Regions from separate parts of the Homo sapiens genome. Here region 1 is linked to region 2. Evidence: read pairs that join two places in POLR2A ChIA-PET (ENCODE). Cell type or tissue: A673. All regions are shown on one strand. Each heading gives the region's core, and the rest is flanking DNA. Links, peaks and the distances in the headings are about the cores only. Region 1 overlaps CLUL1 (clusterin like 1). Region 2 overlaps THOC1 (THO complex subunit 1).

Region 1 (8,340 bases), core at 60-8,059, 380 kb before region 2:
GCTCAAGATCTGCTTTTGTCATCGGCTCTTTAGAGAAAGCTGGAAAAAAGTAAGGCTCAGTTAGGTCTGTATCTGATATGAAATGTGATTGAAAAGTCTGGTCAAACTCTTGCTGCATCTGTCTGAAGACGTTAAAACTCCTGTTAAAGAGAGAATTCACATCCACAGTCAACTGGCTGAACACATCCTCCATTTGGGTCAATTGTGCATCTTCCTCAATGAGCTTTTCACTGATGGGGAGATCTTTTTCATTATCTTCATGGAAAGGAAATAGAAATTGATATATCTTCCTGAAAAACCGTTCAATCTGTGGAGTAGAGTAGGGGACAGAAATGGAATAAAAAATTATTTTCTTTCTCGACTCTTTCTTTCTTTTCTTTCTTTCTTTCTTTCTTTCCTTCCTTCCTTCCTTCCTTCCTTCCTTCCTTCCTTCCTTCCTTCCTTCCTTCCTTCCTTCCTTCTTTCCTTCTTTCCTTCTTTCTTTCTTTCTTTCTTTCTTTCTTTCTTTCTTTCTTTCTTTCTTTCTTTCTTTCTTTCTTATTTGAGATGGAGTCTTGCTCTGTCACTCAGGCTGGAGTGCAATGGCACCATCTCGGCTCACTGCAACCTCCGCCTCCTGGGTTCAAGTGATTCTTCTGTCTCAGCCTTCCGAGTAGCTGGGATTACAGTTGCACACCGCCATGCCTGGCTAATTTTTTTTGTATTTTAGTACAGACAGGGTTTTACCGTGTTGCCCAGGCTGGTCTCGAACTCCTGAGCTCAGGTAATCCACATGCCTTGGCCTCCCAAAGTGCTAGGATAACAGGGGTGAGCCACTGCACCCGGCCCTGGACCATTTCTTATTGCAAATTTTAAAGTCAACTTACAGTAGTCATTTCAAATCAAGAATAATTCTGGGCAAGCTAGTATGAGGCAATTAACTTTAAGATAATTTCTTAACCCTCTTATACCTGACTTTGCCTTTGCCTATGGAAACAGGATCTGAAATTTCTCCTGGTTTACATTGCCCACCAATAGCCTAAAAAGGTCAAGTTTTCACTTTGGGAGGCCAAGGTGTGTGGATCACCTGAGGTCACCAGCCTGGCCAACATGGTAAAACCCTGTCTCTACTAAAAATACAAAAATTAGCTAGGCGTGGTGGTGGGCGCCTGTAATCCCAGCTACTCAGGAGGCTGAGGCAGGAGAATCACTTGAACCCAGGAGGTGGAGGCTGCAGTAAGCCAAGATGGCACCACTGCCCTCTAGCCAGGGCAAAAGAGCCAGACCCTGTCTCATGAAAAAAAATAAAGAAAAGAATTTGGGTGGATTGTCTGCCTCTCCCTCTACCAGCTTCTGTTTACTTGACTCTTCATCCACAAAAACAAACCTTTAAAGCCCCAAGAAATGTTCATAAGATCACACAACTGACCCAGATGGGAATGGTCCCCATATCTCCTGACTTCCTGCTGGTGCTGATTACACCATATTCTGGTGTATTAGCAGGCGACAGTAGCTCTAAAAATAGAGCAGATGCAATTAATAGTGGAGGCAAATTAACTTGGCGCATTCATTATCTTAGTAGTTGCTCCCTTTGTAATTGAGTACGGCATTGCCAAGCCAGGAGCATACCCTAATTAGTATGTGCTCTAATATGGAGCGTGAAATTCCACTCAATTTTGTATTCAGCTCACTTCTTGAAGGGGGAGAAAAATCTAGCTTAATTGGAGCCGTTAGTGGGGCAGAGCTCATCCTATTCAGGTCACCACCCTCTGTGATCCCTCTGCTCAGAAGATAACCAAAGGGTACAAAAAAGAAAACATGCCAGTCCTACATACATGGGTAGGGCAAAAGGGGACATGAAGGGGTGTGTGTGTGTGTGTGTGTGTGTGTGTGTGTGTGTGTGTGTTATGCATAAGGAGGCAAGCATGTTGAAGGTAAGATTTGGGAGGCAGAGAGTATCTTTAAATATTTGGCCTCCAGAAGGAAAAATTAATGTGGATTGAAATCAGAGACTGCAATGCTATGATTCCAAATGCAATTTGGTAAACATTTACTGGATGCCACCAATGCATAAGTGAAGACAAATAAGATATGATCCCTGCCCTCAAAGAGCTTACTATCTAGTGGGAACATGTTCACAAATAACAAATACAAGGCAGAAAGCCAGGATATTTTAAGAGATGCATTCAGTGACCACTGAATGGGTGCTCTACCTTATAAATTGCGTATACACAGGTGATGGTATGTAAACATTAGTATTAGATTCTAGAAAGCAAAAGGCCCCTATCAGATCAGGCATCTCCGTTCTAAATATTAACATAAATTAATAAAAAAGTAAGCTGAAATAGGTGCCTCAAGAACTGTGAAATCTTGAGCTCTCTTTTTCTCTTACCTTATTTTTCACAGAGGACCAGCTAGGTTGGCAGGTTGTATAAATTCTCATGCAGTTATTTTCCAGGCAAGACCTGCATTCACCCCAGGAATCTGCCAAAGACTCCCGGCATAGCCTTTCTTCTTCCTCCAGATGTTCTTGAACTTCATTCAGAAGTTTCAGGGCCTCCTAGTTAAAAGTAGAAACAAAAGTCCAATTTCCATTTCATAATCTATGTGCACCTTAGTTGATTTCACCCTTTGAAATGTATACATTCTAAACTGCTTTTTCATTCTTTCTCCTTCAGGTGCCTCGCAGCTGTCAGATCTCCCCCAAAGCTTTCTGTTTAGTTTAAGAAAAGAGCACTGATTGATTCCTATTGAAGACTGTAAATCTTATTCATCTGTTCATTCATTTGTTCAATAAGTATTTACTGAGTGTTTGCTATGTGACAGACATTACTCTAGGTGTGGGTGACCTGACAATGAAGATGCCATCCCGATCTGGGAACAACTGTGATTTACCTATTTACCGGTAAGTCTGTCTTCAATTCTCATCCACTGGTGCATGGGGAAAGTGGGCTTTACAGTTTATAAAGCTGGTACATTTTAATTCTTTCATTTATGCTGTCTTTAATTGTTGTATATCCTTAAACATTGCAAGAAAGTACAATTCTTGTATGTCAAGTTAAATGTTCCCGTTGAGTTACATTGTAATTGCCGAGACGCAGGATGGCATCTCTGCAATTAGAATGTAATATAATAAATATATTTATATATAATGTAATATTAAATAAATATAAATGGGAATATAAACAAGCTTTGTTCTTCTTGTTTATATTCCCAGTGCTCCCCCTTGTGGTGCTTGCTGTACTTGGCCAAGTCCTGCTCTGGGTGGTGAGGAGCCCAGCAGCAGTGGCACCTGTCCCTGCGAGCCTCAGCCCTGCCCCTGGAGTGCCTCACGGGTCAGCACCATGGTGCAACAGACCTTTCTTCCTGTGCCCCTGCCCAAACCTCTGGCTTCCCTGCAAGTGTGGACTTCTGAACCCCAGCCCCCTCCATGCCGAGATATCGTGCAGGGGAATGAAGTGAGTATAGTGGATCTGGCCATAAGAAGACAGCCTCAGAGCTAATGGAAATGACCCTTTCCTGGAGTATTAAGCCCAAAGAATCACCTGGGCACTGACAATCTTCCACATCTTCTCTGCCTGGCTAGGATTTGTCAGTTGTCCTCATTGTAAAGTTTGGCTGCTAAGCCACGTAGCATTTGGTATGATCCACGTAAGAAAACTGCCAGGGCCCCAGCTTGCCAATATACATTTTGACCCAGACAGGAGTGTGTGTGTGTCCTTGGACTTTGTAGAACAATTTTGGAATCTTACATCTTTTTTTTTTTTTTTTTTTTTTTTTGAGACAGAGTCTGGCTGTGTCGCCCAGGCTGGAGTGCAGTGGTGCAATCTCAGCTCACTGCAACCTCCATCTCCCAGGTTTAAGAGATTCTCCTGCCTCAGCCTCCCCAGTAGCTGGGAGTACAGGTGCGTGCCACCATGCCGGGCTAATTTTTGTATGTTTAGTAGAGACGGAGTTTCACCATTTTGCCCAGGCTGATCTCGAACTCCTGGCCTCAAGTGATCTGCCCAGGTTGACCTCCCAAAGTGCTGGGATTGCAGGCATGAGCCACCTCACCTGGCTGAATCTTACATCTTAAAGTGGTTGTTTTTCGGCAGGGTGCAGTGGCTCACACCTGTAATTCCAGCATTTTGGGAGGCTGAGGCGGGTGGATCACCTGATGTCAGGAGTTTGAGAACAGCCTGGCCAACATAGTAAAACCCTGTCTCTGCTAGAAATACAAAAATTAGCTGGTCATGATGGTGGGTGCCTGTAATCCCAGCCACTTCAGAGGCTGAAGCAGGAGAATCGCTTGAACCCAGGAGGCGGAGGTTGCAGTGAGCCAAGATCGTGCCATTGTCCTTTAGCCTGGGCAACAAGAGTAAGACTCTGTCTCAAAAAAAAAAAAAAAGTTGTTTCTCCAAGGCAAGTAACAATACCTCCAGGATTTTCTCAATCAGTCCCAATTTTACATATTCTGCTCATTGTCCTCATAAGCCAAAATCCTAATATTCCCAATTCCAAACTACAGTGGCTGTGTACCCTTGGGCAAATTACTTAATACATATAAGCCTTAGTCTCCTCATTTGCAAATAAGAATAATAGGAATAACAGTATCTACTTCTCAAGGTCTTTGCATTAAATGAGCTAAACAAGCAAGGCATCTATTATTATACCTAGTATCCATTATCATAGGCAAGACATCTGTTATTATAACTAGTCCAGTATAATAACTAGTATCTCTCAGGCTTCCTTCCATTCACTGCCCAGAAGCAGGACAAAAAACAGTTACCAAATCACAGGTCCCAAGTTTTGGAAGTGAAACATTGCCATGGAAGAAGTAGACCTCTGTCTAGTAAACATTCCTAAGGAATATCCTATCGACGCCTTCCGTTTCCTGCTAGACATTGTACCAACTGGCAGATTCACGCTTATAACTCTATTCCTATAGATGACAGTTTATCAAAAGCGCTATATTAACCTGGCATTGAGCCAGGCATGGTGGCTAGTGCCTGTGATCCCAGCTACTCGGGAAGTGAGGCAGGAGGATCCCTTGAGCCCAGGAGTTCAAGACCAGCCTGAGCAACATAGCAAGACCCCATTTCATTAAAAACACATACAAATAAAACCTGATTTGGAGGTCAAGTCACTCTAACCTTCTCTAGGGTTTCCTACTTAATAAGTTTCAGATAGTCTCACTAAATATTAATAAGGAGGGGTGGAGGAAGGGGACAGTGAGGATGCTGGGTCACCACTGAGCAGTACTCTTGAGAATGGGTGGGGCTCAATACTGGGAGACTAGGGTTGCTAACACCATATTTGCCAATTCATAATTTGTCTAAACTGACCTTTATTCTAGGCTTTAAGTAATTTTAGGGAGGGATACTCAGGGTTAAACAGATTTTTTTTTTCCGATTAACTTTCTAATTGAGTGCCTCAAACTTAAGAGTATAATTCAATGAATTTTTGTACAATAAGATTTTTAAGAATAAACAAAAATTCTACTAGTTGCTTGGATTCTTCAGGGCCAGAAGTGAAATCCACATTTGCTTACTTGACCCACCCAAAGTGGAATATTCTTGTTAAAGCTGTATACCCTGTCCTCCTTGCCAGGAGGTTCAGGGAAGTGAGAAAAGCGGAAAATCACTGGGTCCCCCGTGCACACATCTGCTGACTTTATCTCAGTTCATTCATTACAGTGTTGGAGTAACATGTTAATTAACAAACATCTCAAACCCCAGTTTTCTTAGCTATAAAATGAAAGTAGTGGTTTACCCAGATGTTCAAAACATTCCATGTGATAATGTGTTTTGTGAAGAGTGTATGAGTGCTATCTAGTGTCTCTATTCCCAGATGGCCAGGCTCACAAGCCCACCAGGGAAGATCCCAGCTGGAGGGGCTTCCACATTTTCCTGATGAGGAGCTATTTTAGATTTCCTCAAAATCTTTTGATTGCTGCCAAAAGGGAGAAGGGTTTGCAGCTGCTGGTCAGGCATTCTCCTTTCCTTGCCAGAACCCTGACTGACTCAGGGCAGTAGGTGAGGCTGCAACATCAACCAGTCCGGTGACGCTGACACACAGCTTTGGGGTCAGCCTGTCACACTACCCGGCTCCAGTTGCTTAACGGACTCCCAGAGGCCATGATCCTCAGAAGTAAAAAGATGTAAGCAGCAATCTGGAATTCAGTGGCCCCCAACTTTATAGATAGAGGGATAGATAGAAAATATTAGAACTTCCACTTGTATTTTTAAATTAAAAATCTGACTGGGGTGGGGGGAATGGGGCATTGTTTAATATGTATAGACTTTCAGTTTTTGCAAGATGAAAATAATTCTGGAGATTGGTTGCACAACAGTATGAATGTATTTAACACTACTGAACGTTACACTTAAAAATGGTTATGATGGTAAATTTTGTTATATGTATTTTACAACTTAACATTTTTCAAAAAATAAAAATAAATTTAAAAAGTAATTTACTCTCAACATTAAAATTGAAAATATTTTCCAAATTATTTTTGTTACAGTTTTAATTTCCTCTTTGATTTAAGGGTAATGTTTGAAGATAACCTTTTTTAAAAAAGTCATTGTTTTGAGTGTGATGTTAATTATTAATGTCATTAAACTGCAAGCTATTCAATGTCTATAATTTAGAAATTTACTGAACTTTATACTGTGGCATATGAACAATTTTTTACATCTTCCAAAGACATTTGAATATAATATGTATTCTCCATTGATAAAATATGTAATTCAAGCTATAGCTGTTAAATAAAGCTATTTGAATTTGAAAAAGTGATTAGGCTGATGCATTATTGGATATACATGGTACTCTCTTGAGATGCATATGTCAGATACTGTGTGTGCCCAACTGTATGTGATGACCTTGGGGAAAAGGGGATCCTCTACATTCCAGAAGAATCAACTATAGTTCCCTTGCTCTGTTCACATGCACCCAATTGTAATGAGTTGCCATGTAAGAGAACTCAGGTAGACTGATGGATTTTATTATCTAGTTTTAACTAAAGTAACCTTCACTAAATGGACAGGAGGCTTAACAAGATTCTTGAAAAAAAAAAAAACTTGGCAGATTTTAAAAATGAATAATTTAAGCTCAAGCGGACCAAAAGCAAATGGCAGAGCTGACACTTGATCATTATGAGCTCTTTATTGGCCAAGTGACAAGGGAAAACTATGGTGATCTAATCAGATCTGGCAAGTCGGCTAAAAGTTTCAAAATATCTAGAAGATTATTTGAAATGTGGACTTATATCCACACTCGCTAATGATGAATCTCACCTTAAATACATATTGTGCCTTGAGATATCAATGGTAGCAATTCATGTATCTAATTCATAAGTAAATGAATATGCATATATTTAGGAGTGAGTGGTAACAAATTTTTTAGTCATAGGAATGAGAGACCAAAAATCTCTGGGCCAGGCACGGTGGTCCATGCCTGTAATTCCAGCACTTTGGGAGGCTGAGGCAGGTGGATCACTTGAGCCCCAGAGTTCGGGACCAGCCTGGCCAGCATGGTGAAACCCCGTCTCTTCTAAAAATACAAAAATTAGCCAGGCGTGGTGGTAGGAGCCTGTAATCCCAGCTACTAGGGAGGCTGAGACAGGAGAATCACCTGAACCCAGGAGGTGGAGGTTGCAATGAGCGGGATCAACTCCAGCCTGGGTGACAGAGCGAGACTCTGTCTCAAAAACAGAAACAAACAAAAAACAAAAAACAAAAACTCTGGAGACCACTGATCTAGTAAAAAAAAAAACTCTTCAAATACTTTTGACTCAATATCCTAACTCAGAAGAGACCAAGAATAATCTATTTTTGAGAAAGCAGCACTTAAACAGAGATGAATCCCCCAGATTCCGGGTTGGAGTCTTGCAGAAGCCTATCCTACACGAAATATGTTCTTCAAGGAAATCTGAAGCTTCCCTTAAACTTTTCCTCAAATAAAAGCAGCTACCCATGAAATTTATTACTAAGGAAAATAAGTAATTCATCAATCGCACTAACAAGTGCAGTATTTCTGGTCCAGATCTGTGTAAGAACAGACATTATTTTCAATGACTGTACCTGCTTTTCTTCTCTGCATTTCTTCAGGGTGCTCATTAGATTGGTGTGTTCCTTCTCTTTTCTTTCCATCATGATTTTCATTTGCTTAATACCAGTCAAAGCCTTCTTCACCTCTTCATCTGCATCTATCTCCCCCACCTCAGAAAAACCTAAAAGACATGTGGCAATTTTTTCTTTGAGATCTGATCAGATTACAAAACACCAAGTTCACCAACCTTTCATGTCTCCAAAAGAGAGGCTTAATTGTTCTCTTATAGGCTCATATTCTGAAAGCAGATCATAATGAATTAGCTGTCAG
Region 2 (8,340 bases), core at 227-8,226:
ATTCAGATTAACATTGGTTTAAACAACATAAAAGTTGATTTTTCCCCCTCATATCGAAGTCTAGAAGCAGGCAGTCCAAGGCTGGTAAGGGAGCACTGCTCGGTGAGATTGCCTAGACCCAGGCTTCTTCTACCTTCTTCTTCCATCATCTTGGTGTTTGCCCTTTTTCCTGTAGTGCAAGGTGGCTCACGCTCACATCTGCATTCTAGCCAGCAGGAAGAGGAAAAGGCCAGTGATAAAATATGGCCCAAAAGTTGCACATATGACTTCCGCTCTCAACTGATTGGCCAGAATTTAATCACATGACCATGCGAGCAGCAAGATTGGTTGGGAAACATAATCTTTAATTCTGAATAACCATGTGTCCTTCCAAAATTCAGGGGCTCCACCAGTGTAGATAAAGAGTCTATTGGGGTCTATGAGTTCCCTAAAATGATTTGTAAAAGTTTATATAAGCATTTGTGAATGTGTACTTTTCTGATAACTTTCATTAGCTTCTGAAAACGGTTTGTGACCAAAGCTAAGTTAAGAATATTTAGATATTTGTAAAAGAATTTGAATGATTTATTTAATATAACGTTTATTTTATTAGCTCTATTCCAATTGATTACAACCTGTATCGAAAATTCTGGTCACTTCAGGATTACTTCAGGAACCCTGTGCAATGCTATGAGAAGATTTCATGGAAAACTTTTCTCAAGGTAAGTTGCCATTGACAGACTATCAGAAGCCCAGTATTTTATAGACAGTGATAGAGCTAAAACTTAATCTTGTCTAACATACTTTTCACTATGTAATTCTGCCTCTTACATTTTTATACCAATTTCATAACAAGTGAAATTATAAATTAATATTTAAACCACTAATATTGTGAAGTAGTATATAAGAATCGGATATTTAAAAGTTCGTCATTACAGCCTTGCTTTTTTTGAATATAATGAGTGTTGTTAACATAAATTGATATTTTGCAGAATATATTCTATCTTTGTACAAAATTATTTTAGCTATCTTGTTGAAACAGAAGTCCTCAAGTCATGGCTCTGGGCCAGATCTAACCTACTGCTTATAAACAAAGGTTTATTGGAATAGTACCATGACCATCCACTTACCTGTGGCTGTTTTTGCACTATAATGGCACAGCTGAGTAGTTGCAACTGAGATTATAAAGGCCACAAAGCCTGAAATACTTACTCTCTGGTCCTTTACAGAAAAAGTTTGCCAATCCTGTTTTAGAAGAATTTGTTATATTTTTCTTGGCTACTTAAAGATCAGTTGTCCTTTTTTGTCATAATTAAAATCTAAGATAAATAGGTAGTTCTCAGAATAGCATGGTGTGTGTTATGTTATTTTTAATAGTTTTTGTTTTATATGCAATTTTTTGTGGGGGCAGCACCATCCAAATTCAGATTAAGTGGTTAGTGAGAAATAATCTGGAATTGTCTTCTAACTGGACAGAATTTGGTGGAATTTATTTGCTCAGTTTTTAGCACAAGAAATGCGTAAGAGTTTCCACAGGTGGTTAAACAATTTCACTGGTAAATTTCTGTACACTCTTAAAAATGTTCCCTAATCTATTTGTCCCTTACACAGACTTCTTAAATCATATTTCTTCGTTTTTTTTTTTTTTTTTTTTGAGACGGAGCCTCCCAGGTTCAAGGGATTCTTCAGCCTCAGTCTCCTGAGTAGCTGGGACTACAGGTGCCCGCCACCACACCTGGCTAATTTTTGTATTTTTAGTCGAGACGGGGTTTCACCATGTTGGCCAGGCTGGTCTCAAACTCCTGATCTCAAGTTACCCGCCCCCCTCCGCCTCCCGAAGTGCTGGGATTACAGGCGTGAGCCACCACCACTGGCCAAGAAATTATATTTCTTTAGGAGTAGGGAGCTTGTACCTACTTTTGCAACAAGTGAAATATCATACAAAATAGTTTTAACTCCCATTCTGCTATCATAATTTGTATTGTTAGTGTGCCTTGCAATATACAGTCTACATACATGATTGACTGGGAGTAAATTCTAGGCATTTTGATGCAGAAAAGCACTAAACAAATTTGGGTAACAATGTCGAATAAAACTAATATTTTTATTTTGCAGTATTCTGAAGAAGTTTTAGCTGTTTTTAAGAGTTATAAATTAGATGATACTCAGGCCTCAAGAAAAAAGATGGAAGAATTGAAAACAGGAGGAGAACATGTATATTTTGCAAAATTTTTAACAAGTGAAAAGGTATAAGTTTTTCTTTTTCATTAAGCATAATAAGAAATGGTCTTGTTTTATTTCCGTTTAGCTGACAGCCTTTCTAAGTTAAACTGAATAGAAATGTTTCTTATTTTACTTTGGGTTAAAGCTGATTGATTAATGTTAGTTTGAAAGTCCCATTTCTTCCTTTCAGAAGTAGGACTAATTTGGTTTCAAAGGTGAAAGTAGTTCTACATTAAGTCTGTTTTGTAAACTAATTTTGGAATAAATGCAGTTTAATTACTTTCATGTCTATATATTTTAAATGTCAAGTTAGGATTTAATTTGTATATGAAAATATTTCATAATTATTATTTAGGTGCAAGTAAGGGGTTTAAAAGTTCCTTGTTAATCTTATTTATACATTTTAAAAAGTAAATTTTATTCAAATATAATGCTACAAGATTATGTAAAGTTTCTAGTCAAGATGGCACATTGAGTTTATGTTTCGACTCACTCCCTTTGCTCCAAACACATAGCAATGACGGGTAAAATATAAACGAGAAAACAAAAGAGACAAGGCTGGGCTTCCAGAAACAAGATAAATATCTTCATGGACCAGAAATGCCAAGTAGTGAGCAAAACTGCAGCCTGGGCCTGCTGGACTCTCTATCCAAGGCAGGTGGTGGTGTCCAGGAATTTGGCTACAAGTAACAGAGACTAAATGTGCACCATGTGGGACAAGGGGCCAGAGCCAGATTCACTTCTTGAAGCCAAGGACTAGGGTGGAACTTTTATCCAGTTTTGGGAAGAAACTAAGAAAAAATATTGCCAGTCTTCTGCCAAGGGCTATGGTTTTATAGGAAGTTGTGAGCCTAGGGATAACAAAGACAGCTTTGTGTCCATCTGCTTGCTCAGTGACCAGATATGTGATATGCTCAGTATACTTATGAAACAGCTGCTCCAAGAAGTCATCATAAGACTTCTTCTAGACTTTTGGACTCAGGGGCCCTGGTAGAAGCAGATGCAAAACTGCTAGACAGGGAAGGATGTACACAGAGAGGGAGGGGAAAGGAAGTAAACAAACATCCCAAAAGAAAAGGCTCCTGTTCAAAACTCTGATAAATTAAAATTCCAAAATCCATAAATCTAATGCTAAGAAGGATCACCAGCAAAATCAACTATTGGGATATATATATATATTTATTCCAGATGAAATATATAGCCTGACCAAGACTTTATGTATGTTTTGGATACTCAAAAAGATAATCGATGAGATAACATCCATTGAAAAGGAACAAGAAATCATGAAACAAAAGCAGGCTGAAATGAAGTAGGACAGTCGATACAACTAATCGGGAGTCTTGGGAATGAAAAATACAATAATTGAAACCAAAACTCAGCACACAGAATTAAACTATACACTGGACATAGATGAACAAAGAACTAGTGAACTGAAGAAGGTGATGAGAACTTCATCCAGCAAGCAGCACAGACAGATTTTTTTTTTTTAAGTGGAAGAGCAGTTAAAAGCCATGGTGAATAGATTGGGAATTTCCAACATCTGTCTAGTAGGATTTCCAAAGAAGAAAATGGAGGGAATGGTAGAGAAACTGGATTGCAAAGAATTGAAGGAAATCTCAAATCCTCAGCTTAAAAGTGTGTCACAACTGCCAAGCAGGATAAAGAAAGATAAATCTACTCTTCATTACATCATGCCATAACTGTGGGCATTCAGAGAAAACCTAAAAGCCACTAAGGGATAAGAAAGACAAATATACTGGGAAGGCACAGCAGTTTGACTGTTAGCAGATTTCTAACATATCAACCATTAATACCAGAAGACAGTAGAGAAATATTAAAGTGCTGAAAGAAAAATGACATTCAATCTAGAATTTTATACCGAGTTAAATATACTCAAGACTGTCGATGAAAGAAAGACATTTTTATTTAAAGACCAGGATAACTTACCACTCAGTGACCCTCATTTTGAAAAAAACTACTCAAGGATGTTCTTCAGGAGGAAGGAAATTGAACCCATAAGAATGGAGTGGGATACAGAAGGCAACGGTGAGCACAAAAATTGAAAAATATGACAGTAAATTTACTATTGACTATAAACACAAAAAAGTCATGAATGATTTAAAATTTTTTTAATTAAAAAATTTTATTAACGTGGAACTTAACTAGATGACAGTAATAATATGGAAGGGGAAAGCAGAGATGTTTAGTGAGTAATTTAAAATTATGGCAGTCCTTGTAATCTTCAGGAGTAGGAAAGGAATACTGAATATTCCTTTTCATGTATATTAAAAGGGTAACCACCAAAAGAAAACCAACTTGTTGCTCTCAAAGAACAGAGATCAAAGGGAGGCAGGGAGGAATCTAGACCACTTTATAAATCCAGCGAATGGCAGAAAAAAGGAAGAGAAAGGAGGAGAGAAATAGGTCAGTAATAACAAGTATAGACTGATTTAATATACCTAATAAGACTTTATCAGATTGGATTTTTAAAACTCCAGCTATATTTGTTAATTTAAATGAAACAAATATAGAAACCTTTTGGTTAACTAAAGAATTCAAAAGTTTTATTCTACTTCATGTGTAAGAAAATCCCAAAGCTCTTCTTGCTTAACAAAGAACCTTCCCAAGGTTACCTACTTTTAGAATGCAGAGGTGTCAGTTTAATATTATCAGGGCAAAAAAGTTACAAAATAAAACAACCAGTAAGAGTTGTGTATTTTTAAGAGTTACAGGTCCACATTTCTCAGGACATGACAGCTATTTCAAAACTCTGGATGTCTTAATTGATATATATATATATATTTTTTTTTGAGACGGAGTTTTGCTCTGTCGCCCAGGCTGGAGTGCAATGGCGTGGTCTTGGCTCACTGCAACCTCTGCCACCTGGGTTTAAGCGATTCTCCTGCCTCCACCTCCCGAACAAATAGCATTTCTAAAGACATTTTAGTAATGAAAAACAGCAGGATTAAACATTTTCAGAGAAATCTCCACATTGGAATATGGGATTGATGCTTTTATATCATTCTCCATTCACTTTGTCACACTTGGCTTTCTAATAGTATCTCTCCTTTTCTGATTCTTTGTGAACTTGCTTTCACCAGCAGTTAGAACATGAACTTTCAGGATTAAGCACTGAAATTTCATTAATTAATATCACATCACGAGGAAGGTAAAAACAGCTTTGAGAAGCTTAAAACTTACCATAGGAGTAAGAAAAAGGCACAAAATTGTACCAAAGAGAATGTGAGGCATGTAATGTTTTGCATCTTCATTTCCCTTTGTTGCCCCTTAAGCAACAACTTTGTCTTAAATTTACAGTCCTCTTTGTACATTCTTCATATTTTTTGGTGTATTTTTAGTTTTTACTACTTAATATACAAGTGAAAATATTTGTAATGCATTACGTGTATCATGGAAAATATGCAACATTTTATAAGCTTTACTGCTGCACTGAAAGAAGCCTTCCAGCATCTCTGTACCTTACATGGTGTTTTGATACTAGGATTCCCAAAAAGGCCTTCACACCTAAATATATGCCAGTTTTGGGCCTGATGTTACTTTCAACTTTTGATATAGATTTGGTAAGTCATGAGAAAGGTCTGGATTTTTCAGGGATATGGGTGCCATATTCCTTGCCAGTAAGAGCTAGCTAAAGTGAAATCTAAAGCTATGATTATTTGGAGCATAACTCTTTAGCCTATCATTTCACTGGTGAGCAGGTTTAGAAAAGTGCTTGTCATTACAAGGTTAGATCTTTCATCTCTGTAATAGAGCCGTGACCCCATCCAATGGGAATATTATCCAGAAGCATTGTGTTTTGTTACATGAATCTGGTCAGACTTTTCCTTAGGGATAGTCCGGAAACAATGCTTGGCAAGGATGATACAAACTTTTTTTTTTTTTTTGAGACACTTTTTTTTTGGCCCACTGTAACTTCCACCTCCTGGGTTCAAGCGATTCTCGTGCCTCAGCCTCCCAAGTAGCTGGGATTACAGGCGCCCAACACCACGCCTGGCCAATTTTTGTATTTTTAATAGAGACAGGTTTTTTGCCATGTTGGCCAGGCTGGTCTCGAACTCGCAGCCTCAGGTGATCTGCCTGCCTCAGCCTTCCAAAGTGCAGGGATTACAGGCGTGAGCCACCACGCCCAGCCAGATGATATAAACTTTATAGTTGGAGATAGGCCAGTCATGTGGCAACTACAGGTAGGTAGAGGTTCTACAAATAAAATGGGTGTCTTTGTAAATTATTGTGTCTTCCTTCTTAAAGAAAGAAGTTTCCCCTAGAAACAAAGTGCCACATTTTTGTACTACCTGGAGTGTGATTCTGAATACTAGTGCCCAACAGTATAGTTCCCTTTTTAGCAGAGCAAAATAATCCAGGGTTACTACTTGCTAAATGTAGTGCTGATACACCTGGGTTGCTTATTTTCTAATGCAGTGGAAAAGTATCTGTTCTTTAAGGTTAGTCCAGGATCATACTCAGAAATGTTAAGGGAGGATTTTACCTCTAATTGTTCAACTTATACCAAATAAAAGGCACTGGTATTGTAGGGATTCCTCCCTCTGTACTATGTAGCATGTAAAAGCAGAACAACATTTCAAAATGTTTAAGTACCATGAGTATTACCATGATGGTTAAAGGAATATATTTTTGGATCTTTTAAGTTCTCACAGAAAAGAGTATAATAACACTAATTAGATATAGGCTTTAGGGTTACCCAGTCCTTCAGAATAATACACTTCTCACTTTCCATCTGAGACTCAATGACCAAAATGATCAGATGGAATACTCAGTGGCTAGCAGTTACCAGGGTGAGGTTACCCACAGTTATGTACTGTTGACCCTAGTGTGGTCATTAGGCCATTCATTTTCATGGAGAAAAGAAAATTCACAATTTTGCTTGGTCTCTGCATTGTGTGAAGAGGCCTCTAGTTAGGACTTTTGGTCATTTTTTAAAAAAAAGTTCCTGGCAGTAAGAAACTATCCATATAGTCATTCTGCCTTAAATGTTTTGTACTTTTTATGTCCATTTGAGAGGTTGAATCTTTATGTAGTAACGGCTAAGGTGGGTCTCTTATAAGATATACTATAGCCTAGCTAGGAGCAAATGAAGGCAGAAGCAAGACCCTCCTGTTAACAAGTGGGCAGGCTAACCACTATGCTACAATTTTTTTTTTTATCTCATTAGTTGTTCTCGGCATGGGAGGCTTTTAGATAGCTCTGGAACAGGGTTGCACAGCAGGAGGTGAGCAGTGGGCAAGCAAGCGAAGCTTCATCTGTATTTACAGCTGCTCTCCATCACTCATATTACCACCTGAGCTCCGTCTCCTATCAGATCAGCAGCAGCATTAGATTCTCATAGGAACATGAACCCTATTGTAAACTGATCATGAGGGATCTAGGTTGTGTGCTCCTTATGAGAATCTAATGCCTGATGATCTGTCACTGTCTCCCACCAACCCCAGATGGGACCTTCTAGTTGCAGGTAAACAAGCTCAGGGCTTCCACTGATTCTACATTATGGTGAGTTGTATATGTATTTCATTATATATTACAATATATTAATAATAGAAATGAAGTACACAATAAATGTAATGCACTTGAATCATCCCAAAACCATTCCCTCTACCCCATAACCCCTGGTCTGTGGAAAAATTGTCTTCCATGAAACCAGTCCCTGGTGCCAAAAAGGTTGGGGATCCCTGCTTTAGAAGTCTTTTGCTGACAGTCATGTCAGTCTTAGCATATGGGTGTGCTTTCACTCGTCCTGTAAAGGTAAATACTATAGCCAAAACCTTTTCATATGATTGTAAAATTGACTTGTAATGGTCTTCAGGGCGGAAAGCATGAACTACCCTCTGTTTTGACATTTTTGAACTCTGGTCCTGACAGATAGAACAGTTCTTTAAATATCATTGAGCATATTACAAAACTTAGAGCATACTCTGCCATTGTTATTTTTAGAATAACCTCTGTGTGTGAGTCAAGCCATGGTTATACAAGCAAGATAAGAAAGTAAAGTGATTGATGCTACCAAGTAGCAGCCCTCTAGGAAAGACCAAAGACAGGGTGCAGAAGATGTACTGCCAAAGTAGGCTCTGAATTTGGAGCCTAATCTTGAAGAGAGGCAAAGTC

The links. Peaks named below come from ENCODE experiments on the same cell type or tissue, not always from the same donor. Only the 100,000 strongest peaks of a DNase experiment are listed, where the experiment ranks them.
Region 1: POLR2A ChIA-PET joins it to region 2 with 5 read pairs; 2 of 35 experiments call an interaction of 5 or more read pairs at or near these places.

Annotation. Positions count from the first base shown.
Region 1 is chr18:619,064-627,403 of GRCh38, reverse strand. It overlaps CLUL1 (clusterin like 1), which reads right to left. Exons shown (of 10, transcript NM_001393344.1): 4 at 8,043-8,191; 5 at 2,372-2,539; 6 at 1-307. LOC105371952 (a long non-coding RNA gene) reads left to right here. Exons shown (of 7, transcript XR_935082.4): 6 at 2,658-2,884; 7 at 3,197-6,752. Among named protein-coding and RNA genes, the nearest start is that of CLUL1, 26 kb to the right of the region's middle. In A673, for the core only: a CTCF peak has its summit at 3,211 (motif pointing left); a DNase peak (open chromatin) is centred at 3,213; H3K27ac peaks cover 378 bases.
Region 2 is chr18:240,210-248,549 of GRCh38, reverse strand. It overlaps THOC1 (THO complex subunit 1), which reads left to right. Exons shown (of 21, transcript NM_005131.3): 10 at 593-701; 11 at 2,095-2,226. Among named protein-coding and RNA genes, the nearest start is that of THOC1, 24 kb to the left of the region's middle. In A673, for the core only: no CTCF peak of the experiment used is centred there; no DNase peak of the experiment used is centred there.